Linked DNA regions of Homo sapiens: region 1 is linked to region 2. The links are chromatin contacts, found by Hi-C or POLR2A ChIA-PET in ENCODE. All regions are on one chromosome and are shown on one strand. Each heading gives the region's core, a stretch centred on a gene start or an enhancer-like site at or near the end of the contact. The rest is flanking DNA. Distances are from core to core; before and after follow the strand shown. Region 1 holds the start of CHDH (choline dehydrogenase). Region 2 overlaps CACNA1D (calcium voltage-gated channel subunit alpha1 D).

Evidence for each region. Hi-C counts contacts between places; a loop is a spot of excess contacts on that map. ChIA-PET counts read pairs that join two places held with the same protein, here RNA polymerase II (POLR2A). Pooled maps may share reads with other maps.
Region 1: a loop to region 2 is called in a map with no recorded cell type, with 8 times the contacts of the local background. The contact joins the promoter of CHDH here to the enhancer-like site in region 2. A Hi-C loop is called at or near these places in 6 of 37 single-sample maps with no recorded cell type and 4 of 50 pooled maps. POLR2A ChIA-PET finds 5 or more read pairs at or near these places in 1 of 52 experiments (AG04450).

The regions. Positions count from the first base shown.
Region 1 is chr3:53,844,969-53,847,668 of GRCh38, forward strand. CHDH (choline dehydrogenase) reads right to left here and starts at 1,451. Exons shown (of 9, transcript NM_018397.5): 1 at 1,115-1,451. IL17RB (interleukin 17 receptor B) reads left to right here and starts at 1,600. Exons shown (of 11, transcript NM_018725.4): 1 at 1,600-1,680. The coding sequence starts at 1,621. RefSeq lists enhancers at 1-566, 567-1,407, 1,354-1,648 and a silencer at 999-1,648.
Region 2 is chr3:53,553,869-53,556,568 of GRCh38, forward strand. The region is part of intron 3 of CACNA1D (calcium voltage-gated channel subunit alpha1 D); the gene reads left to right. Among named protein-coding and RNA genes, the nearest start is that of CACNA1D, 61 kb to the left of the region's middle. Within about 2 kb of position 1,423, at least 2 of the 41 ENCODE cell types and tissues checked have a DNase peak (open chromatin) inside an H3K27ac peak, as active enhancers do.

The DNA of each region.
Region 1 (2,700 bases), core at 201-2,700, 290 kb after region 2:
CTCACTCCAGGAGTACCCATCAGCCAGCACCCATGTGTGGTTCACCTTTGCACCCAGCAGGTATTTGCTGAACAGGAAGATGACTATTAGAGCTGAAAATGTTCTCAAGGGCCACAGGGCCCAAAGCAACTCAGAGAGGTGGAATGAGGGGCTCAGGGTGGCCCAGTCCCAGGCAGGGGTGCGGCCACAACCTCAACTGAGTTCCTTGGTCAGGAAACAGAGCAATTCTCTGAAAATGCTACCTGCAACTCCACACGTATGCATGCCAGAGCCCAAACCCCTGGCTGATCCCCAGTCCATGCAAGCCTTAATCAAGCTGGCAGGTGGGCCAGGCCTGGCACACAAGTAGGGCCTCAGCTAAAACAGCTGCTTGACTTAGTACAGCCTCTCACCAGCTGACAACACACCCCTAAGTTCCATACCCCTCTCTAGGCCTCCGTCTTCTCATCTGTAGAATGGAGCTAATTCTGCCTACAAGTTTAAATGGCCCTGAGTTGGTCACCACAACCCTGTCGTTTGCAAACCGAGGGGGCTGAAGCAGCAGTTCCAGCCTCTGTGACTCCACTGTTAGCCCAGCTGATTTTTGTGAACTTTCCCCCAAACCCACTGTGTCTCAAAGGATGGTCCCTGGGCCACCCACCCACGAATTACGGGGGCGTGGGTGGAGGCTCGTTAAATGCAGATCCCGGGCCTGACCCGGACCTGCCGTCTGGATCTCATTTTAGGCGGCGCTAGAGATCCCGGGCCAGGGAAACTTGAGAACCGCAGCTCCAAATCGCCAGTGCTGACGGCTTCCGCTTTGGGAGCCCCAGGTGTTGCTGTCCGAACTCACTTGGTGGAAACAGACATTTACCAGAAAGCCTGGGGTCGGGCAGCGGGCACTCCTACCGCTCTAACCCCGCGTAGCTGAAAGAATTCGCTCCCTCAAAGGAGTCAGTGAGCTTCGGCAGTCTGCGTTCCACCCGTTTCGCTTCGCGCGGCGGGGCGATTGTGTAAAGCGGGCCCGGGTCTCGGCGTCCAGCCCGGCCCCAAACCTCCGGCCCCCAGGCCTCTCCGGGCTAGCGGCCGGGCGGCGCTGCTGCGGGGTGGTCGGGGCGCCTCCGCGGCTACTCACCCGGGGCGACTCGGCCGAGAGCCCGACAGTCGGGACCGGAGCGGGAGGAGCGGGTGGCCGCGGCCCGGCCCCTGCCCCGCGGCACTTTAACCGGCGGCGCCGGCGCCCCGCGCGCTCTCTGCGTCCGGAATGGGGACGCAGCAGTTCCGACCCGGTCGGCCCCGGAGCCGCGAGGCTAGCTGGGCTCCAGCGGAGGCGCGCGAAGCCCGAGGGCGGGTGCAGCTGATGCACCTGGCTCACTGCATGCACGTGTGCGCGGGGGTAGGCGCGCGCCGCGGCGGCCCGTGCTCCGCCAGCGCTCGGACACGGCCCATCCCTCCGAGCCCCAGCAGGCGAGGGCGCTGCGACCTGCCCCAGCCTGGGAGGGGGCCAGCGGGCCCGCCCTCTGTTCGGGTGGCGGGAATGGGTCGGCGCTGCGAGAGGCGGAGCCGAGAAGGGGCGGCCCGGCGGCGCCGGGATAAAAGCGCAGCGTGCGGGTGGCCTGGATCCCGCGCAGTGGCCCGGCGATGTCGCTCGTGCTGCTAAGCCTGGCCGCGCTGTGCAGGAGCGCCGTACCCCGAGAGCCGGTAAGCCCCCGCCAGCACCTCTTCCCTCATCTCCCGGCCCTCGAGCCCAGATCCTGACGTCGTCTGATCCGCCAGTCCAGGCTGCCCCGAAGGCGTGCGCGGACTGCCGGCTCAAGGGGCATGCCTGCACCCTCAGGGCAGCCCCGGACATCGGCGTCAGGTTGCTTGAGTCAGGGGCGTGGGAATCAGACAGACCCGGTCTCAGATGCCACCCTGTACTGTTGGTTCTGTCATTTATGCTCACCAAGTTCCAAGTCCCGAACGGTAAAACGAAGGGCAGTACCGAACCCACCAGGGTCTCTTAAGGTATAACGACATGGCCTGCAATTAGCGGCGAAGGGCCTGGCACGTAGTTATTGTTACTTGGGGTCTGCTCACCTGTTGGGGCACAAGAACTGTTTCTCCATTAGTACCCCCTCCCTTTTTGGCCATATTGATTGCCATGTTCACTCGTGAAGGCAGTTGCCTTTCTTCCCCAGTACCCTGAATGATCGAGGGAATCTTCTGGGTCACTGAAGAGAAAATAGCTCATCCCCCAAATAACCTTTGAAATGATACCGCTGCCCTCTTAGAATAGCATATAGCATCAAGCTCCGTAGTCACCTGCTGGTGGACAAACCCCATTCACTGTTTCCTGATGTCTTCAGCTCCTATCCTTCCCCTCTGTGTCAGTTCAGAAGCCCTCTTGGCTCTTTGCACTAAAGGGAAGAATTCATCCCTTTTGCTGTAGTTGCTGCAAGGCCAACAATTTGAGCTTGGTAGCATTTAGGGTTGTTGCTTGGCCTCTCACCGGCCGTTTGATAAGAACTCAGCTCCTGGTATGATGGCTCATTTGTTAAAAAAAAAAAAAAAAAGTCAAGTCTGGCCGGGCTCGGTGGCTCACGCCTGTAATCCCAGCACTTTGGGAGGCTGAGGCGGCCGGATTGCCTGAGGTCAGGAGTTTGGGAACAGCCTGGCTAACATGGTGAAACCCCGTCTCTACTAAAAATACAAAAAGTAGCCGGGCATGGTGGCAGGCGC
Region 2 (2,700 bases), core at 173-2,672:
TACTAGATATGTTACCTAGAGACTTGTGTTAAAGTGGAAAATCATGGGCTGGGCATGGTGGCTCACACCTGTAATCTCAGCACTTTGGGAGGCCAAGGCGGGCAGATCATGAGGTCAGGAGATGGAGACCATCCTGGCTAACACAGTGAAACCCTGTCTCTACTAAAAATACAAAAAATTAGCTGGGCGTGGTGGTGGGTGCCTATAGTCCCAGCTACTTGGGAGGCTGAGGGAGGAGAATGGCGTGAACCCGGGAGGCGGAGCTTGCAGTGAGCCAAGATGGCACCATTGCACTCCAGCCTGGGCAACAGAGTGAGACTCTGTCTCAAAAAAAAAAAAAAGGTGGAAAATTATCATACAAATCATATTTGTGTCAATCTTTGTGAGGGTGTCCTAAACTGTAAGTGTGCCTATATGTGTGTTTTAAAACCAGAATGTCTAGTATTGTACCACAGAAAAAAGACGTTACAAAAATAGAAATTGTGTCAGTAATTTGCTTTTACTGCTATGAACAATCATATGCAATTCCTACAAGTCATGCTGTGTCTAGCCTCACAGCCCCCTCACTCTCCAGGCCTTTCTGCCAAACTCAGCTTCTCTGTGAGCATGCCCTGATGAGTTCAAGGGGCTCCCTTCTTCGTGCCACCACCTTTGAGTCCACAACAGGATGGCTGTTGAATTGAACATGCACTTAGATTTCGTTACCGTTTCCTAGGTCTTTTTCAAATACATTCCGCTTCTCTCTTTAGTTACTTTTTAGTCTCCCTCAAGGGTAGGGATTAGATTCTTCTTTGTTCCCTCTCCCATAGCACAGTTTATGTGGCTTTTGCTGCGTGAGGTTAAAGCACATTGGTGGCTTACATCTTATCCATTTGTAACCACCCAGGGACCAGCACATGGCCTTGTACCCAGTAAACAATCAATATTTTGTTGATTAATGATGCCTAAAGCTGGTTAAGTTCTTGGACTCAACATTCTTCTGAGCTCAATGACTATTTGCATTCTAGTCATAAACAGGAAAAGGTTCTGTTGGCAGCCAGGGAGATAGTAAATACCCCTGACTCTCATACATTGACTTAATCAGAAACAACAACTTCCCCTTTTCAAATTTGCATTGTGAATGATAATATCATTTTCAAATATGTAGGATTATGACATTTTAAAGAGAATATAATGAAATAGAATGAAGGTGAAAACTTGTAATTATATTAGAGCAAAACTATGTTTCCCATAGCTTATATCCTACTATTTCTATGTAGTGTATCTGGCGTGGTCCCATGAGGATGCCATAACCAAATGATTGAACTAGAAACTGAGAAAGACTTATCAAACATTTAGTGTCACGGGCTTGTGAGATGAATCAATGCTGGGATTTCCAGCTATGTTTTTTATGGCCCTGTATTTTACAAAGCTGTGGAAAATATTGAGCATTTGAACAAGGCTCTCAGTCACAGTCGTATAACAAGATGCAGGATAGGGCTTTGCCCGTGGAGTTCAGTGTGAAAGTGGCTGTGGTTGGTGGACCTTCTGCCCTTTCCCCTATTGCTCTCTGGCTGCTTTTTCTGGTGGGTGTGTGTGTGTGTGTGTGTGTGTTTTTTTTTTTTTTTTTTTTTTCTGAGGTACTTCCCAGGGAACAGAGAAATAAGTTGACAAAAGGCACATATAAAAGAGAGATCTAGGACTTTCTAAACCTGAGGCCCACAGCCCTTTCATTTAATGCTATATTGGCACATGTCTTTTTTCTCTTCAAATCATTCTCAATCATGGTCCATTTCTCACCACCCCCTCCTCCCAACTTGTTATCAGTTGCGCCTGACCTTTTGGGAAGGAAGAATCTTTAAACCCTGTTTGCATCTCAGCAGACGGGAATGCCTGCCTACTTCTCATCTAGGGCTCCTTTCTCTGCCTTTAGAAATTCTTTTTTATTCTTGATACACACTGCTCAGATTATTTATTAATTTAAAAATTAACATACAGTAAAAATCGGGGTGTGTGCACGTGTATACAGTTCTGTGAGCTTTAACATATAAATTGTTGTATCTCTTACCACAATTAAGATAACAGAACAGTTTTGTCCCCCGCAAAACTTATCCTGCCTCTTGTAGTCCTATTCTTCCTTTACCCCAGCCCATGGCAACCACTGATCTGTTCTCTATTGCTATAGTTTTGTCATTTCCAGAATGTCATGTAAATGGAATCACTCAGCATAATGCCTTTGATATTCATCCATGTTTAGGAGTGTGGAGAAATCGTTCTTTTTTATTGCTGAGTAATATTACATTTATGGATATAGTACAGTTTATCCATTTATCTGTTGAAGGAAATTTGGGTTATTTCCAGTTTCTGGTGATTATAAAAAGGTGCTAGAAACGTACAGGTTTTTGTATGAATATAGATGTTCACTAGCGTAAATACCTAGGAGTGGAATTGTATATTTAACATTATAAGAAGCTAACTGCTTTCTAAAATGGCTGTACCATTTTGTATTCCCACCAGAAGTGTATGAGAGCTATAGTTGCTTCACATTCTTGCCAACACTTAATCGTGTCAGTACTTTTTATTTTAGCTTCTGTAATAGGTGCGTAGTAGTATCTCATTTTGGTTTTAATTTTTATTTCCTAATGGATAATAATGTTATGTTATTTCATGCGCTTATTTGCCACCTGTTTATTATTATTTTGGTGACTTGGTGAAGTGACT